Linked DNA regions of Homo sapiens: region 1 is linked to region 2. A link is a loop called in an ENCODE intact Hi-C map of the cell type or tissue named here. Cell type or tissue: CD14-positive monocyte. All regions are shown on one strand. Each heading gives the region's core, and the rest is flanking DNA. Links, peaks and the distances in the headings are about the cores only. Region 1 holds the start of DNAI3 (dynein axonemal intermediate chain 3). Region 2 overlaps MCOLN2 (mucolipin TRP cation channel 2).

The links. A loop is a pair of places that touch in the nucleus more often than their neighbours do. Peaks named below come from ENCODE experiments on the same cell type or tissue, not always from the same donor. Only the 100,000 strongest peaks of a DNase experiment are listed, where the experiment ranks them.
Region 1: a loop joins it to region 2, with 4 times the contacts of the local background. A loop is called at or near these places in 12 of 110 quality-filtered maps.

What each region holds. Positions count from the first base shown.
Region 1 is chr1:85,052,531-85,062,616 of GRCh38, reverse strand. It overlaps DNAI3 (dynein axonemal intermediate chain 3), which reads right to left and starts at 290. Exons shown (of 23, transcript NM_145172.5): 1 at 131-290. RefSeq lists an enhancer at 155-655. In CD14-positive monocyte, for the core only: no CTCF peak of the experiment used is centred there; DNase peaks (open chromatin) are centred at 376, 3,576 and 4,136; H3K4me3 peaks cover 910 bases; H3K27ac peaks cover 848 bases.
Region 2 is chr1:84,939,386-84,951,777 of GRCh38, reverse strand. It overlaps MCOLN2 (mucolipin TRP cation channel 2), which reads left to right. Exons shown (of 14, transcript NM_153259.4): 7 at 4,646-4,745; 8 at 10,787-10,899; 9 at 12,076-12,225. Among named protein-coding and RNA genes, the nearest start is that of MCOLN2, 52 kb to the left of the region's middle. RefSeq lists enhancers at 3,429-3,628, 6,518-6,812 and a silencer at 3,699-3,748. In CD14-positive monocyte, for the core only: CTCF peaks have their summits at 6,541 and 6,747; DNase peaks (open chromatin) are centred at 5,667, 6,617 and 6,917; H3K4me3 peaks cover 1,487 bases; H3K27ac peaks cover 1,863 bases.

The DNA of each region.
Region 1 (10,086 bases), core at 1-8,000, 110 kb before region 2:
TGTGTTTTTTGTAGTCTTCACTGCCACTAGCCTAGCACATTGCTGACACAGCGAGTGTTCAAATACCCTTGAAAGAGTGAGTAAAATACTTGTTTTCCAAGCCGCCTTTCCCATTCAGAGCTTCTCTTACCTGATACTGCTGATCTGAAAGAAAAGGAGCCTCTTTGCAGTGCCCTCAGGAAAAGCTCCTTCGAGAGCTGGAGGTGGGAGTTTGACTCTCCTCTCTCAGAAAAAGAAATCGCAAGGGCACAAACCGCAGCAACTCTGCCGACTGTTGCCAGGACGCATCTGTCGCTAAGAGAAAAGAGGCGAGTCCTCTGCGAGACTGACAGAGCATCTCTACCAATACAGTGTCCGCTCCCTAACAGTATCTTTCAAAGCAGACTTGTGATTGGTTGCCACTATGTGACGTCACTCAACGCGAACCGGGTGAGGCCAGCAGCTTTCCACTACCAAGGAAAGAGTTTTGTGTCTTAAGTATATTAATGACAGTGGCCCGGCCTGACCCCAGGTCTAACAGGCTCGGTCCATGCCTCACACCCACCGCAATCTCAGCCAGAGAAGAATCTTTCTGGGGTGTGGACCCTAGGAACCAGGAGAGAAAATGTTAAGGAGGCTGCCCGCTCAGAATCCTTTCGGGCAGCTTTCCTGCCCACCCCCTGCAGCGAGCTGGGCCCTCCTAGGGAGTGGAGAGGAAGCTGCGCCCCACTGGTTGTCGTGGGCGCCCCAGAACCCTAATGGGTTACATTTCCTTCTTGCCAGAATAACTTTTGTTTAGAATTTGACTCAAGCTGTAAATATGAGTCTCCGGGGAAGAAACTTGAATCCGTGAGTAACCCAAGGTTCATTTTATCTGTGATTAGGAGTCCGGTGGGATTCATACAGTGACGCTCAACTCTCTGAACACTGTTCTCCTCCTTTCCCTTAAAAAATAATTATAACTGTCTAATTTGTAAAGTGGCAGAATTTAATAAAGTAATGTAATTGACTGCTGTAATTGGTGTAAATAAATTTTCACACCTAATTTAAATAAAATCTTTAATTGAGAAAAGGCTGATCATTTATAACATATGAGAGTTCAGGGGGCTGCTGCGGTGGCTCATGCCTGTAATCCCAGCACTTTGGGAGGCTGAGGAAGGCAGATCACGAGGTCAGGAGATCGAGACTATCCTGGCTAACACGGTGAAACCCCGTCTCTACTAAAAATACAAAAAAATTAGCCAGGCGTGGTGGCGTGCACCTGTAAGTCCCAGCGACTCAGAAGGCTGAGGCAGGAGAATCGCTTGAACCTGGGAGCCAAGATCGCACCACTGCACTCCAGCCTGGGCGACAGAGCGAGGGTCCGTCTTAAAAAATAATAATAATAATAACTTCCTAATTTGTAAACTGGCAGAATTTAATAAAGCAATGTAATTGACTTCTGTAATTGGTCTAAATTAATTTTTACACCCAATTTAAATAAAATCTTTAATTGAGAAGAGGCTAATCATTTATAACATATGAGACTTTAAGGATCCTGAATGAAGATTTTTACGTTATGTGCAGAAAGATTATATAGATTCTTTCAAATTTCTGAAGAATTTGTGTTCACAAAATTCAAATGAATTTTACAATACAAATTATGAAGGAAAAAAACTAAAAAAGAGGTATTATCTAAACATTCTGACAACTTTTTTCCAGCTTGTCCACTCCCAGGAAGTGGAAGATTCGTTTTCCCCTGGGCTCAGTCTTGAGTCTTCTTTTGTCACTCTTCGCACTCTCCTGGTGGCGTCGGCATCATATATTCCCCTTAGCTTCAGCCATCACCACTAAACACACTGGACTTCCATTTCTACATTCTCAGCCTAACATATCTCTTAAATTCCATACCTGAATTTCCTCTAGCTACTGGACATTTCCAACTACCTGTGTAGTTCAGTTCATGTTGTTTAATAGATGCTAAATAAAGATTAAATGTAGTGAATGAATGAATGACCATAGCACCACAACTTAGCAGAGCCAAAGTCAACTCATTATCTTTCAGAAACTTTTTTTCCTTCTTTATTTTCTACCCTAGGTAATAGTATCATTGTCCATCAGTTGCAAAACGAAATCTGAAAGTCATCCTTGACTCCTCTTCTACTGCCCACAGTCAACATATCATTTAAGTTCTGTCATTTTTCTTTCTTAATTGTCTCTCAAATAATCCATTTTCTCTTAGCCATCCTCTGCCTCTGCCTTATTTCAGATATGCCTTATCTCTCACCTAGACGGTAGCAATAGTCTTTTGACTTGTTCTATCTCTTTCCCTCTAATTTATTTGCCAAGTTGCCACATAATTTTCCATAGTTTGAATCCTGACGTCACCCTGCTTAAATATGCTCAATCTGGCATATGAAACCCTGTATAAACAGGGTTCTGAAAGACACTGGAAATAAATCTGGAAGGTAATTAGTTATTTTTCTAACCTCATTTCCTGCCTCTGTCCCCAGCCCAACCCACATTTTAGTCCAGTGCTTCTTAACTGAAGACCCTTAACAGCCAAGGAGCAGGAAATCACAGGGGCCAGGAGTGAGTAGTAGGTTGATGGAAAGAAGGTTTATAACATGAAATAGACTTCTGCAACTGAGACATATTTGTTTCATATAAAGAATTTATGAAGTTTTTGCATTTGGCTTTGCAATGGATTCGTGTTTGTTTCAATTTTTAAAAAAATGTCTAAAGCCACTATTAACTAAAATTGACAGAAAACTGAATAAACACAAAGAAACCTTAGGCAACTGTGACATGCTCATCCTGTGGTTTTGCACAGCCCCTGACATACTGCTGTGCAGGTCCAGGAGTGTGTGGGTCTCAGGTTGAGAGCCAGAGCTCTGGTTACACAGCTCCTGACTGGTCCCCTGTGCTGTGCTGGGTTACAACTGTGTGTCTGCTCATCCAGGTGCCACCACTTCTACCTCTGCCTCCATCTGTAATGCCTTTCTTCATCCTCATTACTTGGTAAATGACTATTTATTTTTCAAGACCCAACTCAAATGTCACCTTCTCTGTCCAGCCATACAGGCACTCGGTAGAATTAGACACTCTTTCCTCTATTTTTCCATTATAGCAAGTATTACATTGTGTTGCAATAGCTTGTTTAGATAGATGTCTCCCCCTCTAGACTTTAAGGCAGGGATGGTGTCTCATTACTTTATATTTCCTTTATATCCTTTATATCACACTGTGATATAATGTCAAACATAGATTTTGGTTTGTTATTGTTGTTTAGAGTGGGGATCTCACTATGTTGCCCAGGCTGGTCTTGAACTTCTGGGCCCAAGCCTTGGTGTCCCAAAGTGCTGGGATTACAGATGTGAGCCGCCATGGCCGGCTGGACATAGGTATTTAATAAAACATATATTTAATTATGTAATTGATTTACTATTCTTGGAAGTAAATCTAAAAGAAACTCTAACAGAAGCTTCTTTGTATTTTTCCAAATAATTTGCTTTCCTTAAAAAAAATTATAATCCTTCACGGTCAGATTTAAGGAAGTAAGAATTATATAACCTTGTGATCTGGCTGAGACACCAAGGCCTTCTGTCATCTTTTCTTTAGAGACATGCCAAGAGGATGTCCATTTGATGGAATGAGTCATAAGTCACAATACCAAGAAAGTTAAAAGTTAAATTGGAAATGTTTAGAAATTTCTTCATGTTACAAATTCATGATTGATTGACCATCTGTTCTTTCATGGGAGTGGTCAGAAATGAAATATCATCATGGTAGCTAGTGAATGTGTCCATGCTTTTCCAGGGGAGGTTGAATTGAATTTCCCTGAAACTTGAAGATATGTAAAAATTAGTTTTAGTTTTATTGATTGAGTGAACATCTAAAGAGTCAAGAAGTCATAATTGAAAATATTTCTCTGATTCTTTAAGGACATCTTGATAAGTTTCAGATTGGGTTTACAAAAGGACAATCTGATAAATTGATATGAGGTAGATTTTTACTAGTTATTTTGGTGAGTGACTCATTCTTTTTATGGATTTTTTTAAAAAGTTAGCTCAGAAACTAGGCGTGGAGGACCCTATTTTATGTCTGGAAGGGAGAAATGTTCTTGTTTGAGCCCTAAACTGCTGGGATTACTACATATTTTCCAAGCACTTGGGGAAACTACCACAACCTATTGCATGAGGAAGTGAGAATCATCTGAAGAGTACTCAGCTTCAGAAAGGAGAAAAAGAGACAAAAAAGCCTGACCCTGGGACAAAGATTTAGCTGTTGGAAGAAAGGGCCAATTTTGGCAATTCTAGAAAAAAAAATGGACTAGAACATCAATGAGAAATTAGGATCTATACAACATTAAAGTCAGGAGAAAGGCATTCTTAACTGCACAGAATAGCTTGAGTCTACTGGGGACTAAGGAGGACACAGGCCCCATGTGGCTCCAGAATTGCTGGTCCTTCCCATAAGAGAAGGCAGGGCTCTAGCACTCATCTGCAGTCTTCAGGCAGTAGATATCTCCAGAAGGGCCAAAGCAAGAGCTGTGGAGGTAAAAACAGGGCCATGTGGTAGCAGAGTGGACTTACTTGTCAGTATGGCTGAGACTTAACTCTCTACACCCAGAAATAGTTGGTGGTGGGAGAATCATTGTATGGTAGTGACAGTCCTACAATATCATAAAGCATTAAAAGCCAGTGAATATCAGTTCTACATGTATAATTTTTATTGTCATTAGAGCACTTAAATATTTTTTAAAGTGAAGTCACTCAAATATTGTATTTAAAGTAAGGAAATTATGTTGAAGCCTAAATTTGTCACTTTCTGCATAGGTGGCATTAGACAAGTTATTAAACTCTCTAAATCTCATCTGCAAAATTTGAGATGATAATGCTTTCATCAGAGCCAGGCCAGATAAAGGGCAAGAGCAACCACATTGAACAACTAAGGGTGAGGGCAACCAATGCTGCCCTAAGGGGCATTCTTCAAAAGATACCAAACTTCCCTGTAGTGAATTGTGAATAGGTTGTCAGTTAGTTTGGGTTTCCATAGGGAAATTTTTACATGCCAGGAGAGACATAAATGTATTCTTCTCTCAACCAAATAGCTTCAGATATGAAATAAAATCTATGTTGAAAAATTTTGCCATGTAAAAGTACCAATCATGAGGGTCAACCAAAAGGCAATACTCCCATTCCTGAGTTCAGCCTGCGTTGATACCTACATTTTGATTTAATTTTTTCAAGATGGAGTCTTGCTTTGTCACCCAGGCTGGAGAGCAGTGGCATGATCTTGGCTCACTGCAACCTCAGCCTCCCAAGTTCAAGCGATTCTTGTGCCTCAGCCTCCTGAGTAGCTGGGATTATAGGTGTGTGCCACCACGTCCAGCTAATTTTTTTGTATTTTTAGTAGAGATGGGGTTTCACCATTTTGGCCAGCCTGGTCTTGAACTCCTGACCTCAAGTGATCTGCCTGGCTTGGCTTCCCAAAGTGATGGGATTATGGGCATGAGCCACTGTGCCCGGCCTGATACTTATATTTTGAATAGTTCAGCACTCTCCCCAAAAGTTGTCTAGTTTGGAAAAGTGTGTTTTTAATAAGTTGTTTCAAATGTAAAGAAAGAATATATATGTTTATTAACAAAAATCAGTTTTTCCCTATTTCCACTAGAAAAACAGTGAACACATTTTTAAGGGGTATTAGTATGAACAGATACCAAATTACTAGCCTGTCCAGATTGCCCACAGATTTTAATCTGTCCCTTCCTCATAGCATTGCCATGAAAAACCAGATAGTGCTTCAAATGTGGCATATTCTCAATGAATAGCTGTGGAACCAGAATTAATCAAAATTCTGTTCAAAATGAATGTATAGACATTACTTCTGTCCTTTGGTGACTATTAAAAGTAGATTTGAGTATCCAACTGTCTACGAGACATTTCCACTTGGATGTTTAATACATAGTTATCTAAAGCCTGGCCTTTCCTTCAATGCCAGCCAGGAAATATTTGCTACTAGACCACTAGTTTATGAAATAATTGTTACCCAGCTGCAATAAAAGTAGTACTGAAATTGGGTGTTTAAAAACTTTTTAGCAAATTGACACAGTAACTTTATGTTATGTATGAACAAAATTGAGATTCGTATTACAAACGTCCTTATTTCATTCTTTTAGCAATTTATTTATGTTGTAATTTTACAGAATTATTAGTCTGTGAAAGAAATGAAAACAAAACCAAGTCAACTAACCCTTTAACAGATAGTCTGAGAAGCACTTTACAGACATCTCAAAAACACACTAAAAACTGAACTGCTGGTTCTCCCCAGATACCTGCTCCTCCTGCCATCTTTTTCATCTTAGCTGATGGCAATTTCATCTTCAGGGTCACTTTGCACAAACTTAAGAGTCATACTTCACACCTCTTCTTCCATCCTTCATACTTTTAGGATATATTTTCAACATTGCAGTCAGAGGGATGCACTTTTAAAACAAGTCATATCATGTCAGTCTTCTGCTCAATACCCTCCAACAGCTCCAATTTCATTCCATTTAAAAGCCAAGGTCCTCACAATGGCCAAGGTCCAGCATAACCTGGTTCCTGTTACAAGCTTCATTTCCTACCATTACTCCCTGCAGCTCACACCACTGCAGACACACTGGTGTCCTTGAGGTTACTCAAACACACTAGGTAGGCATCTCCTCTTTTGCATTGGCTGTTCCCTCTGCCTGGAGAACTTAAACAAGATATCCTTCAAGTTTTTGCTAAGATGTTAACTTCTCAGTGAGGCCTACTCTCCACTCTTTTTAAAATGCCAACTTCTCAGCCTTCCTCATTCTCCTTTCTCCGTTTTATTTTTACTCATAATATTTATCACCTTCTAACACACTATGTACTTATGTTTGACTGTTTTTGTCCACTAAAATGTGAACTCTACAAGGGCAGGGATTTTTGCCGTGCTTACTCCTCCTGTCCCAGTGTCTAAGTCTATGTTGGCATATAGAAGGTATGCCACAAATGTTCATTAAAGGATTTGGAACAACCACCTTGGAGAGTAATTTGGCAGTATATATTAACTAAAAATGAATACCTCCTATAATCTAGCAATTCTACTTCTGGATATTTACCCTAGAGAAAATTTTACACACGTGCATAAGGAAATGATTCATGGATGTTCACTGCTGAATTTTTTTTGTTTTTTGTAATGGCAAAAGATGGCAGAAACCTAAATGTCCATCAGCAGTAAAATGCATAGAATGATATGGTATAATCAATAAAATGGCATACAGCTGCTAAAATAAACTTGGATGGATATAGCTTAAGACAAACTGGTAAGGTAAGTGATAAAGATTAGGTACAGAGCAATGCTATCTTTGTAAACAAAAACATGCATGAATGATTCCTATATATAATGGGAACATATATTCAAGAAAAGTATTACAAATGGACTGAAATGATTCACACCAATTCATGATAGAAGGTTGCACTTGCAGAGGGTTGGTGTATTAGTCCATTCTCACACTGCTACAAAGATACTACCTGAGACTGGGTAATTTATAAACAAAGTAAGTTTAATTGACTCACAGTTTCACATAGCTGGGGAGGCCTCAGGAAACTTATAATCATGGCAGAAGAAGCAGGCATCTTCTTCACAAGGCGGCAGGAGAGTGTGAGTGTGTGAAGGAGGAACTGTCAAAAACTTATAAAAACATCAGATCTCCTGAGAACTCACTCACTATCATGAGAACAGCCTGGGGGAAACCGCCCACATGGTCCAATCACCTCCCACAGGGTCTCTCCGTTGACATGTGGGGATTATGGGGATTACAATTCAAGATGAGATCTGGGTGGAGACACAGCCAAACCGTATCAGTTGGTTAACTTTATAATGCTTTATTCCTCATAAATTAGGAAGGCCAAAAACAAAAGAAAATATAAAATTTGTTCAATTTGGGGGGTTGTGGGTATTGAATGGCATTAATGTATTGTTATTTTTGTACTTTTCTGTATTTGAAATTTTCTCAAAATTAAAAAATCATCTTCTAGACTGTAAGATCCTTAAGAACAGCAACTATATTTTATTAATATTTTCATTGGCAGTATCTAATACCATTACTGAAAAATAGGAGTCCTCAATAAATACTCGCTAAATATGTATGTGTTAAATAAATAAAAATTTTGTTGAGAGAAAAAGAAGAAATTAAGGGGAGAAAGATGAATGGTACGGATGTAAGAAGACAGAAACGTAAAAAGTATTTTGGGTTTACAAATGTGTGATTTAATACCCAGGCTACCTGACATTTTCAGCTGAGCTGTTATTCTAAAACAGATAGGAATTTTGAATGCGAAGATAAGGAGTGAAAAAAGCTCCCTTTCACCCAGCAGATATGAAGAATGTCATAGAGATCTATTGGCTTGAGATTCAGGAGCAAAAAATTGGAATTCTTGAAATCATAAGTTATTTTGTAGTTTTCATAACACTTTACATGTTTTAAAAACATAATGAGTAACCATAACAATAAACTGAATCTTTTCTGTGCTAGGATTATACTAAAAGTTTCAGAGGTTTATTTTGGTTTAAAAAAGATAATAAAAGCATGATTATTATTATCAGCCAACATACTGAAGAACAGTATATATTTGATTATATATGATAATGATCACTACCTGTCATAGATATTTCATAGTAAAAATCATTAAAGGAAGGAAGCATCAATGCAAAATAAATTCTAAATAAAAAATTCTAAATTTTAATTAAAAAATAATTCTTCAAGTGACAATTTAAAACACATAAAACAATTTCCTTATCTGATAGATTTCATCTTTGCTTTGTGACAGATATTCCAGATGAGAGAAAATTTCTCTCATTTTGCACTTCATGTCAGTTCACTTGTTAAACGTGCTTCCAAAGTATTATCAGATTGGACGTTGGGGTATCTGTTGCTTTATATAAGCTCGTTTACTTTTTTAACAAAAAAAATATTTTGTTTTACAAAGAACTAAACCCTTCAGTGAATATTCAAACTATGGAAAATGCAGAAAACAAGATTGGGTATTCAAATACAGTTATGCATAGCTTAATGATGGGGATATGTCGTAACAAGTGCATTGTTAGGTAATTTTGTCGTTGTATGAACATCATAGAGTGTACTTACACAAACGTAGATGGGATAGCTTTCTATACACCGAGGCTATATAGCGTAGCCTATTATTCCCAGGCTACAAACCTGTACAGCATGCTACCTTACTGAATACTGTAGGCATCTGGAACACAGTGTTTAGTATTTGTGTATGTAAACATATCTAAATATAGAAAAGGTACAGTCAAAATATGATATAAAAGATTAAAAATGGGGGCCGGGCGCGGTGGCTCACGCCTGTAATCCCAGCACTTTGGGAGGCTGAGACGGGTGGATCACAAGGTCAGGAGATCAAGACCATCCTGGCTAACACGGTGAAACCCCGTCTCTACTAAAAATACAAAAAATTAGCCAGGCGTGGTGGCAGGTGGCTGTAATCCCAGCTACTTGGGAGGCTGAGGCAGGAGAATGGCGTGAACCTGGGAGGCGGAGCTTGCAGAGCTGAGATCGTGCCACTGCACTCCAGCGTGGGCAACAGAGCGAGACTCTGTCTCAAAAAAAAAAAAAAAAAGATTAAAAATGGTACACCTGTATAGGAGACTTACCATGAATGAAGCTTGCAGGAGTGGAAGTTGCTCTGGGTGAGTCAGTAGGTAAGCAGTGAGTGAACGTGAAGGCCTAGGTCATTACTGTACACTACCATAAATTATAAACATGTACACTTAGACTACACTAAATTTATTTTAAACATTTTTCTTCCTTTAATAATAAATTAATGTTAGCTTACTGTAAGTTTTTTACTTTATAAACTTTTTATTTTTGAGACAGGGTCTTGCTCTGTCGCCCAGGCTAGAGTGCAGTGGCACAATCATGGCTCACTGCAGCCTCGACCTCCTGGACACAGTGATTCTCCCACCTCAGCCTCCAGAGTAGCTGGGACTACAGGCACATGCCATCATCCTTGGATATTTTTAAAAATTTTTGTAGAGATGGGGTCTCCCAATGTTGCTCAGGCTGGTCTCGATCTCCTGGACTCAAGCAGG
Region 2 (12,392 bases), core at 2,300-10,299:
ATTGTTGATCCAGAGACCATTACTTCTGAAGATGAAGCAAACCCTTTTCAACTTTTAAAAACCAAGTTTCTACATTGAAAAGAAGAGTTTAAAAAATTGGCTTTGACTTTCTACTCTCCTAATACATTTTTTAAAATGTTTATGAAGGTGTTTTACATGTCTATAGTGTTCTTCCCAGCTTTAGAGGAAGGTCTTTGCAAATGTTATAGCAAATATTTTCAAACCTCGAGGCATAAACTGCTCCACTGATGTGAAGACCAGTCTGCAAAGGAGCAGTTGTTTCTCTTTTTATTTTGGGAGGGGGCATGTATAGTAGAAGAGACAGTTCACTTTTATGGGGAAGTAAGCTGCCTTCTCATTTTCATAGACTTTCTCTGTCCTTCTCGCCTTCCTTCTTTTTCTCCCTCCCTGCCTTCCCTGTTCATTAAGGGACTAAACTGAATGCCTAGCTGAAAGTTGTATATACTGTCCTTTAGCAATTCAGAAGAGTGTTTCATTCAACTATCAATAAATACTTAATGAGTCCATACTATGCACCAGGCATTTTGCTATGCCCTAGAGGCACAGTGGCCCTCAGGAAAGCTTACAGCCTAGTAGGGGAAACAGAAAAACAAGTAAACGAAATAAAAGTAACTACAGGTTGTGATATGTGGTAAGGAAGAATGTCTCCAGCTGCAAGCTCTCTGGGGTGGGTGGGCCAGAGGAGCACTGGGAGCATCTGCAGGGATGAGGAGAAAGGCAGGAGAGGAGCATGGAGTTTGGTCTGCAAGGATGAGGTCATTGATGACTTTGTCATGATATGGTCGGAAGTGTGGGTTTAAAAATATTGGCTTTTCATTTTTATTTTGTTCTTTGGACTTCTGTCTGCTTTGAGAAAAGCATTTTAGGGGCTCTCCTGGGGGAAACAGAGATCTTGAGTGCCAGTGCTAATGGAGGTTTAATCATAACTTACAGGTATAGAAATGAGGATGGTATGGTTTAATTCTCAAACCTTTGGTTTGAGTGTGTGATCTTGGGCAAACCTGGCTTGTGTTCAGAGACAGGCAGGTGCATGTGGATTTGATCACCTACATATCCGGCTCTCCAAGCTCTGCCAGTGAACTTTTTGGTTTTCTTAATGTGTTCACCCTAATAAGTACTTGGCATATATCACTTATAAACTGTAAATGATTTAAATGATTGATTTAAATTTCATAAGGTAGAAGATTGAGGGCATTTGGACATCTTAAGTTCAGCCTGCAGTCTTGGAGCAATCTTTGTTCTTTCTGAAAACATTATATGTAGCTCTTGAAACAAATAGAAAAATAATTTCTAGCCTAACAAAAACTAGAATTTCATACCCAAAGAACTAAATTGAAGGAAATGCTTTTAAATTCAATTCAGAATAATAAATGAGATCATTTGTGTTCTTTCAAAGGTTAGTTAATTTTGGTTTTTATTCCTAGGACTGGTTGTCTGTTTTTCTCTAGGATTTCTCTGAACCAGATATCTGATATCCTGTATTTAGTAAAACTTCACATATTAGCCCTTTCAATCATATTTGTTTCACTAATAACAGAAAGTTGTGAAGAAATCTTGTGATGTGAACATTTTCATTGGCATAATTCTCTTTGTTGCCTTAATTTATGTCTTTATTGTGAGTTCCTTAGCCTCTAATTGTACTTGTGTTTGTTTTTTACAATTTTGACTTAAAACCTTCATACTAGAGGACTAAGAGATTTATATAGCACCATTCCAATACTGGGGTATTCTGAATTTGATTATAAACTTACCTCTACTGTTGAGTTTTATGCTTTCACATGTTTTCATGATAATTATTGTTCATTTCCAGTTTTAGTGCTCCCTCAAGCATTTCTTGAAAGGCTGGTCTAGTGGTGAAAATTCCCTCAGCTTTTGCTTGTCTGGGGAGGTCTTTATTTCTTCTTCATTTCTGAAGGATGGCTTTGCTGGATATAGTATTCTTGACTGACAGTTTTGTTGTTTTTTTTTTTCTTTAAACCCTTTGAATATATCATCTCATTCTCTCCTGGCCTGCCTGGTTTCTGCTGAGAAATGTTCTGATAGTCTAATGGAGATTCTGTTATGTGTGACTTGATGTTTTTCTCTTGCAGTATTTTTTTATTTTTATTTTTTGAGACGGAGTCTTGCTCTGTTGCCCAGGCTGGAGTGCATGCAGTGGCACAATCTCCGCTCACTGCAAGCTCTGCCTCCCAGGTTCACGCCATTCTCCTGCCTCAGCCTCCTGAGTAGCTGGGACTACAGGCACCTGCCACCACGCCCAGCTAATTTTTTTTTGTATTTTTAGTAGAGACGAGGTTTCACCGTGTTAGCTAGGATGGTCTTGATCTCCTGACCTCGTGATCTGTCTGCCTTAGCCTCCCAAAGTGTTGGGATTACAGGCGTGAGCCACCGCGCCCGGCCTATTTGCAGCTTTTAGAATTGCCTCTGTCTTTGACTTTTGACAGATTGATTATAATGGGCCTTGGAGAGAATCTTTTTGGGGTGAATCTAATTGGGGATCTTTGAGCTTCCTAGATCTGGATGTCCATATCTCTCCCAAGACTTGAGAAGATTTCAACTGGGTTATTTGAAAAGACCTGTCTTCAAGTTCAGAAATTCTTTTCATTTTATTTTACTTTATTTTTATCGAGACAGAGTCTCAATCTATTGCCTAGGCTGGAGTGCAGTGGTGTGATCTCAGCTCAGTGCAGCCTCCGCCTCCTAGATTCAAGTGATTCTCATGCCTCAGCCTCCCCAGTGGCTGGGATTGCAGGCACCTGCCACCGCACCCAGCTAATTTTGTATTTTCTATTAGAGATGGGGTTTCACCATGTTGGCCAGGCTGGTCTCAACCTCCTGACCTAAAATGATCCACCTGCCTTGGCCTTCCAAAGTGCTGGGATTACAGGCAGGCCACTGCACCCGGCCAGAAATTCATTTTTCTTTGCTTGATGTAGTCTGTTGTTGAAGCTCTCAATTGTAATTTTTTAATTTCACTCATTGAATAATTCAGCTCCAAGATTTTTGTTTGGTTCTTTTTTATGCTATGTCTCTCTGTTGAATTTCTCAATCAAATCATAAATTATGTTCCTGGTTTCATTGAATTGTTTGTATTCTTTTATATCTCACTGAGCTTTCTTAAGATCATTATTTTGAATTTTTCAGGCATTTAATGAATATCCTTTTCTTTGGGGTCTGCTACTTGAGAATTATTATGTTCTTTTGGGTGCCATGTTTTCTTGCCTTTTCATGTTTCTTGTGTCCCTACATTGTTATCTATGCATCTAGTGAAATAGTTGCTTTTTCCAATTTTATGGAATAGCTTTCACAGGGATAGACTTTTTCCTGTAGATGGGCCCTAGGGTGTTGGTTGGTTATAGTGGCTTTGGTTCTGGGCAGACTCAGTAGTATGGTGTCCATGCAGTTTGTTCAGTTGTACTCCTTGTCAGTGATGTCTGTGATTGGCTCAGTGGCCTAAGCTGAGGGAGTTTTTAACAGCAATGACACAGTTTTGCTGGAGGCAGGGATGCCAGACTTGTTGTCGGGCTGGACATGTGCATACATGATAAGCAGCAGGCTGTGTGGCAGGCTCTTCAACTGGGTAGGGGCAATTGCTGCCCAGCTGGTTGTCAGGCCAGGTGTGCATGGTTGTGGTGGGGCCAGTAGGCTGTGAGGCAGGCTCTTTAGAGATGCGAAGTTACAGCTGAACTGGCTGTCAGGCCTGTGTGGGTGTGGAGAGACAGCCAACTGTGTGGCCCAAGTGTGCACAAGCACAGCACACCAGCCAGCTGTTTGGCAGCTTCCTGCTGTGCACTTCTGCCTGTTCCCAGGGGCAGGGGCAGGAAGGGGTGCTGCATGGATTCAGATGTCAGGGTCTCAGATGTTCCATCAGGTCTAGGCTCTAGGCAGCCAGTGTCATGGTGTTGCAGGCACCTTTGTGAACATGGTAGAATAATGGCAGGACTTCAGGGATGGAGAGACACAAAGAGTACTGGCCCCCAGGGCAGAACACACTCTGTTAGCATCTGGTCTCTAAATGGTGTCATGCCATAGCAGCTTAGGTCACAGAGGTGAAGAGTGCGCAATGTGTGCTTCCACTCTGGGGCAGCATGGCTGTATGAACTCCCGGCACCTCTCCAAACTGGATTCAAAGCCTGTGAGGACTGGAGGGCTCTCCTGTAGCAAGGACTGCTGGCATTCTGTGGCCATAATGAGGACCACCAGAGTCTCTAGCCTAACGTTTTCCTATCCAAAGAGATTCCCCTGGCTCTAAGCTGATCCTGGCTGGGGAGACAGTGTGGCAGAGGCAGGGTGCCTTGCTCCCCTTCCTATGTTGCTGTCCTGGGCTTTCATGCTCCACAGGATTTTCCTGCTACCCTGGTGCTCTCCAGTGTACTTCTTTAGTGATTTCAGTCAAAATATAGTTGTTTATTCATTATTTTGGTCCCGTGTGTGTGTGTGTGTGTGTGTGGTGGGGGGTGCAGGAAATGAGTGTCAAGTAATTCTAGTCAGCCATTTTGCTGGCCTGTGTAATTCTCTTTGGATCAGCACACTGGATGCCAGTGATTTTTTTTTTAAGCAGATTTGATCTAACATGTTATACTTTCTTCTGTGTTGTAATCTCGCTATACATTTGTGTCTCCAGATTATCTTTGACAATAAAGCTCACAGTGGCAAAATCAAAATCTATTTTGACAGTGATGCCAAAATTGAAGAATGTAAAGACTTGAACATATTTGGATCTAGTAAGTATGCTATATACTTGCCCATGGGAATTATAGATGATTTTTAACACTTTATTTTGTGGCTTGGGGTATTTAAATGGTTTGTTTGCATGATAATAGGAAGAAAACCGCCTCGAGCATTAGATCCTGTAAAGAATATCCCAAAGCCTTGTATTTTTGTTTAATTCAGCAAATGTTTATTATATGCCTCTTAGAAGAGGTAGCATGACTCAGTGGTTAGGAGCTTAGCTCTGGAGCCAGATTGCCTGGGTTTCGGTCCCAGTTCTGTTTACTGTGCCTGTGATCTTGTACAAGTTACTTAACCTGTCTGTCTCAGTATCTTTCTATGTAAAATGAGAGTAATAGTATAGGTTGAACATCCCAAATCGGAAAAATCTGAAATCAAAATGCTCTAAAATTTGAAACATTTGAGCACTGACATGACCAAAGCTCAAAGGAAATGCTTATTGGAGCATTTTGGATTCTGAATTTTTGGATTTCGGATGCTCAACCTGTAAGTATAATGCAAGTATTCCAAAATCAAAAGAAATCTGAAATACTTTTGGTCCCAAATCATTCTGGATAGGGCATACTCAGCCTAAACTTACCTTCCAGGATATTGAATATTAAATGAATTAGTATATAAAGCAAAGCACTGAACACAAGAGTTGGCACATATTAATTGCTAGGCATTATGGGAAAAGGAAGAAAATGCCTTAGTGAGAGAGACTGACGTGCTTATAAAATCTGTGATGTGTTATGGAGAGAAATAAGGGTATACATACAAAAAGTATGAGGAGAAAAAAAGCAAAGGTAATAAGTTTGAGTGGGGCAGAGTAGGAAAAGAAATGATTCTTGGAGAAGGTATGCTTTGATCTGAGCCTTGGACAGTGGGGAAGGATCAGGGCCTTCAGAGCCCAGACAGCAACCGCTGCAAATGCTGAGTCATTTACTCAGTCATTGCTCAAAAAACATCTCTTAATCCACATGTTTAAAATGGGCTACTGCTGAGCACAGTGGCTCACACCTGTAATCCCAGCACTTTGGGAGGCCTACGCGGGTGGATCACTTGATGTCAGGAGTTCAAGATCAGCCTGGTCAACATGACAAAACCGCGTCTCTACTAAAAACACAAAAATTAGCCGGGCATGGTGGCACATGCACCTGTAATCCCAGCTACTTGGGAGGCTGAGGCAGGAGAATTGCTTGAACCTGAGAGGCAGAGGCTGCAGTGAACCGAGATCATGCCACTGCACTCCAGCCTGGGCAACAGAGTGAGACTTTGTCTCAAAAATAAGTAAAATAAATAAAAAAATTAAAATAAAATAAAATATCATGGGCTACCTATGGAACCTGTTCTGTTTGCTCAGTAAAGAATTAGGATGATGTTAATGATGGATGCTCAGTGTTTTTTATTTTGCAGATTTTGTTTAAATGACTTTCCTTTTGACCAGGTTATCAGAATGAAATAAAATGTAAAATACCTGTGGCTTCTGTTTTATATTTGTTTTAAAGTATATTTGATTTGTGGCCTGCTGCTTTTCAGATGTATAATATGTCCTGACGATTGAAGTTTTGGTTTCAATAATTTCACTGACTGACTTAAGCCACCGATTATAGTTTCAGTTTCTGTTAAAAAGTGGTTACTATTCCCCAGCATACACCACTCTCTTACAGATACGCAGAGATCAGGGGCATATTTTCTAAGTCCAAGTATAGGTTGCCAATTTTCTGTGAAAAGAAACTAACCTTTGTCAAATATGTGATTTGGAATATCATTATAAAGATCAAAATGATGGAAATTTCCAAGCTAGTCAGTCAAATGCATTTCCAGAACAGTGAGTTTTTCCTTCCGCCTGCTGCCCTCCTTGCAACGTTAGGGGTTTTCCTTGCTTGTGCTCAGAAGAGAGTATCTCTAGCCCCCTCCTGTGGCCAATGAGGAGAAACACAAGCCTCCTAGACCACTGGGTAAAAGCTCTTTTAAGATTTACATATTCTCCTAGAGCTGTGTCTTAAGAAACCAGGTTCTATCACTAGGAGAATGTGAATTTAAAATAAGATGATGTGATGTGAAAGCCTTAAAAAACTTATGTTTGGAAACCATCTTAGGAAATGGACTTTTTCCCCTATATGAAGCTGTCTGGTGGATTGAGATTGCCTTGGCTTTGGGGGAAGTGGGCAAGGACAAGGGCGACATCTGGTGGGACACTTACACTATTTCTAACAGTTCAGAGGCTCATTCACACCCACACGCTTACCCCCAGGCTCCTCTCTCCTTTGTCATTACCCATATTGAAGCAAATGCAGGTGAATGTCCATTTTCACATACAAACCTCATGCTGCCTTTTGTGACTCCGAAGTCCCCTCTCTAAATGTGCCATGTCTTCATTTAACTTGGTTTCATAAATATAGGAATTTGGAGATGAGGGGCTTGGGGAGGAATTGGGGGACTCCTTCTTGGCGGGATTCCCCAGTGATGGGTGATATAGATGTTTTTTTTCTTTCTTTCTTTCTTTCTTTTTGAGACAGAGTCTCGCTCTGTCTCCCAGGCTGGAGTGCAGTGGCACGATCTTGCTCACTGCAACCTCCACCTCCTGGGTTCAAGCAATTCTTCTGCCTTAGCCTCTCAAGTAGCTGGGACTACAAGCACACCCCACCACGCCCGACTATTTTTTGTATTTTTAGTAGAGACAGAGTTTCATCATATTGGCCAGGCTGGTCTTGAACTCCTGACCTCATGATCTGCCCGCCTCGGCCTCCCAAAGTGCTGGGATTACAGGCGTGAGCCACCGCGCCTGGCCAAGATGTTCATAAAATACATATTTTTAGCATACCATAGAACTAGTCTTCTCAGTAATTCAAAGAAAAACAGAATCCTATACTGGATTCTGTTAGGAGGACTGGTTTCTGTTTCTAAGCCTGCTTGTTTTCCCATCTGTAAACAAGGTCCAATGCAAACTGTCTTAGAGATTTGTGTTCTAGTTTTATGTCAGAAAGGAAGGTACTAGATGCTGTCCTTGCATTTCATAAGATTTTCAGTCTTATCTTCCCAAGAGCTGCCTCTGTTTCCTCTGCCCCATTCCATGGATCCAAGGGGAAAAAAAATCTTGCATTATGATAGAGCTAAGTTGTTTTCTTACCTACCCATTAGATGATACCTCAAGATAACTTTCTTGAGTGTAAATGGCTAAGGGTAAATGTAAGTGCTAGGCACTGGGCACTACTGTAACAAGCACTTCACACAGACTGTTCCACCTGATTCTCATGGCAGCCTCAGGAACCAGTACGCTTGCCCTCCCCATTTTGTAGGTGGGACATCTGAAGCTTAGTAAGATGAAATCATTTGCTCAGAGAGTTGCATTTACCAGCTGGCTGTCTCTGCTCGCCACCCATTGTAGGAGCTGCTTTGCCCTCAGACACTCATGCCAGTGTCACCCACATCTTTGCATTACTAAGTCCATAGACACTCTGGCATTTCTCTTCAATGCTGTCTCTGCAGAGGTGTTGCTGTGGAAGACTCTGACCGCAGTCTGTTCTCTGAGGGTCGCCTGTCCCTGGTTCTGTTTGCTTCTCCTCTGGCCTTTCTGCTCCATCCCATTCCTGAGCTCATCTCCTTTTCTAATTCTCAAACATTGCTCCCCATCCCCGACGCTGTCCTTCCCAGTGGTCTCTCTGAGGGGCCGTCACTCCCATGGCTTTAACTGCCACTGAATAGTCTTCTCTTGTCATGAATATCCAGAGTAAACTCAGTTTGCCCAAGACAGGGAACCAGGAATCATTCTTGGTTGTCCTTCTTCCTTATTCCCCAAGTCCAGTTAGAGACCAGGCCATGACTCTCTCCATCTCTTACGATTCTGTGCCCTCTTTCACTCTGCCGCAACTTAGCTCAGACCAACATAAGTTCTAACTTAGATTATTCAGTGGTCTTATGTTCTGCTTGATTCTCTTCATTAATTTGAAAGTATACTGAAGCATTATACTAAGCACAGGTGCTGTATTCAACACTACTGTCTTAGTCCGTTTTCTGTTACTTGTAACAGAATGCCTGAAACTAGCTAATTTATAAAGAAAAGAAATGCATTCTTTCAGTTCTGGAAACTGAGAAGTCCAAAGTCGGAGCCCCACTTCTGGTGAGGACCTTCTTGCTGGTTGGGAGTCTCTGTGGAGTCCCAAGGCAGTGCAGGGCATCACATGGTAAGGGGGGTGAGCATACTAGCTCAAGTCTCTCTTCCTCTTCTTAAAAAGCCACTAGAGCCATTCCCTTGATAACCCATAAATCTATGAGTGGATTAATCCATTTATGAGGGCAGAGACCTCATGACCCAATCACCTTTTAAAGGCCCTCCCTCTCAATACTGTCACATTGGGGATTAAATTTCAAATGAGTTTTGGAGGAGACAAGTAACTCAAACCGTAGCAACTACCTATGGGCCCTGCTTCAGAGAGCCTGTCACTTGATGGGGAAGATGGACACTTAATGATAAAATAGTAACCACTGTAAGTGTTTGCTATTATTATTTTCCTGGGGCTGTTTCATGGGCTCTTTGTATATGAACTTGCATAATTTTCACAATAGCCCTATGATGTAGGTATTTTTTAATTCTACCCACTTTTCAGAGGAGGAAACTGAGGCACAGGGGTTAAGCAACTTCCTCAAGGCTCTACAGCTTCTGAGTACAGAGCTGAGATTCAGAGCCAGGCTGTCGGGCTCCAGAGACCATGTTCTTTCCCATTCTACACTGTCTCTGTGCTCCATGCTGTGCTGCCTTTGCAGATGTAATGAAAGGTCAGTGTCTGTTGTGCAGAGGAAAGTAAAGGAGCTCTGGGTGTGTGTAGTAACCAAGAACCATGAAAGTATATAGGAGAGGGCTAATAGAGATGAGAATTTAAGGAATTCTTTTCTGAGATGGGAGATTTTTCATTTGGAACTTGAGGCTGAAAATAAATAAGCTGAGCCATGCATGTGGGAGAAGTGCTGTTCCAGGCAGACAGATCAGCATGTGCAAAGTCCCTGAGGTGAGAGCAGGAAAGAAGGAAGATCAGTGTGGCTGTAGGGTGAAGAAGGTGGGGGTCAGGCAGAAGAGAGCTGGGCTGGGATTGGAGACACTACCGTGAAGTCTGAGAGAAACTAAGGTTAGATTCATCTCCTTCCCATACATTCTTCTTGCTGCTGTGTGCTCCAAACCAAAAATCTGATTACCACTCCCCTCCTTGCTTCTGTTCCAAGAAGTAATTTTCTCTACATACAGAGAAGGCTTATAAGATTGGCACTATGTCCTGGGAAAGTGCACAGTGAGGTTGAGAAGCAGAAGTGGGGATTCTGAGTGGTGGTGTTTTAATTTGTTTGTTCTCTTATTAATGGTGAACTTGATGTCTCTGCTTTTATGTGAAAGAACTCAGAGTAGGTCAGCAGTTTTGCCTTTTTTTGAATGGAGCCCAAATGGATCACTTTCTGTTGAATTCTATTCTACAGTAAATATTTATATATAAATTTGAGTGAATTTATTAGCAGCTCACATAGTTTTTGCTTTTGTTTTTGTTTTTTGTTTTTTGTTTTGAGACAGAATCTCGCTCTGTTGCCCAGGCTGGAGCGCAGTGGCACGATCTCGGCTCACTGCAAACTCTGCCTCCCGGCTTCATGCCATTCTTCTGCCTCAGCCTCCCAAGTAGCTGGGACTACAGGCGCCTGCCACCACACCTGGCTAATTTTTTTGTATTTTTAGTACAGACGGGGTTTCACCGTGTTAGCCAGGATGGTCTTGATCTCCTGACCTCGTGATCCGCCCACCTCAGCCTCCCAAAGTGCTGGGATTACAGGCGTGAGCCACCGTGCCTGGCCCAGCTCACATGTTTTTAAATGTATAGCTTTATATCAGGGAATGTTTTGCCTTACATATGTACTTCTGAATGAATGCGGTGTGATTTGTTTCTGATATTTACCATTTTGTTTTAACAATAGACAAAACATTTATTGTTTGAACTTCTTTTCACACTGCCATTTTGTTTGGAAATTATTCTCCGGTAAGGTGTGTTTAACATTTGAATTCTGTTTTATTCCTCAGCTCAGAAAAATGCTCAGTATGTCCTGGTGTTTGATGCATTTGTCATTGTGATTTGCTTGGCATCTCTTATTCTGTGTACAAGATCCATTGTTCTTGCTCTAAGGTTACGGAAGGTAAGAGTGTGTTCGCATTCTCTTCCTGCCCTCTTGGCCTGCGCCCTCAGTTTGCCCAAGCAGTGGACCACCGATATTGTGCACCTGCCTTTTTTGGAGACCTTTGACTAAATCAGATTCCTTTGAGTAGTTGCCCGCTATGAGGCATTCATCAGCCTGAGGTGTAGGAAGTGAGTAAAGGCTCTGAGTATGTCAAGTGGGATCAGATAATTATCCTGCTTAAAACTGAGCTGATATGTACAGATGCACAGTGGTGAACTCTCAGGCTTTTGAATGTTTCCAGAATAACAAATCCCTCTTCAATTCAGGAGTGATCTGAAGAACAGAGTAATAGCATGTGTGGGTTTCATCTTTTGTCTTCAAATCAGAGTTCATTTTGACAGGGAGGCATGGTAAATGGATTATAATGAAGCATAAAATACTTTATTCTGTTTTTAAAATAGTTTTAAAATTCTCCCCTGAGTTTCATTTTGCCTTTTTACCCTCAGGGCTCTTATGAATATATACTTCCGCTCCCCACATATCTTATTCTGGCTGTGGCGTGTGTACAAATGCACACTGGGGTCAGGGGAAATTGGAAGTCCACAGAGTACCATTTGTGGAGCAGGGACGTAGTCTGCATTTGATTTTGCCTAATCCTGACCTTTGTCAATGTCCTTTGTAAATATCCACCTTTCTTACATGCTCCCCAATCCCCTTGATATTCTGAATGCAAAGTTAAGGTCCTTTCCCTGCCAAGGTGAGGGGGCTCATATTTGGAGCACGCACTCTGGAGCCGGCCTGCCTGGACACGGATCCTGGCTTAGCCTCTCGGTGCCTCAGTTCCCTTCTCTGGGTGATAGACCTGCTCGTACCTGCTTCATTGGGTTGTTATCGGAATGGATGTGTTGGTAATATGAAAAGTATTTGGAATGTACTGTGTGTTAGCTATGACAAGAACCTGCTGGAGTTACCGCGTACGTATTTCATATTTGAGGTAACTTCACAGACAATTGAATGCTTACTCAGATTATAGGGGAAAGTGTGTGCCGTAACCTCCACTTTCGAGGTGGATCTGGCAAATTGGAAAGGCAATGCCATGTCCTTTTACAGGTGAGAGCACTGTTTTGCACTTGCCTTCTTCTTCCAGAGGGCAGTGTGGTTTGTAAGAAACGCTTCTTTAAATGTTTGCCATAGAGATTTCTAAATTTCTTCCTGGAGAAGTACAAGCGGCCTGTGTGTGACACCGACCAGTGGGAGTTCATCAACGGCTGGTATGTCCTGGTGATTATCAGCGACCTAATGACAATCATTGGCTCCATATTAAAAATGGAAATCAAAGCAAAGGTGAGGGAAGCCCATTTAAAGTCTCTGTTCTTCATCTTCTCCTGGATGGCCACAGGCATCTTAAGACGTACCATCCTTTGGAGACCACTTTGATTCTCGTGTCTTCCCTTTTCTCACACCAGCACAAGTGAGGCCTCCCCTGGCTTGGTTCCTCGTGAAGGGAAAGG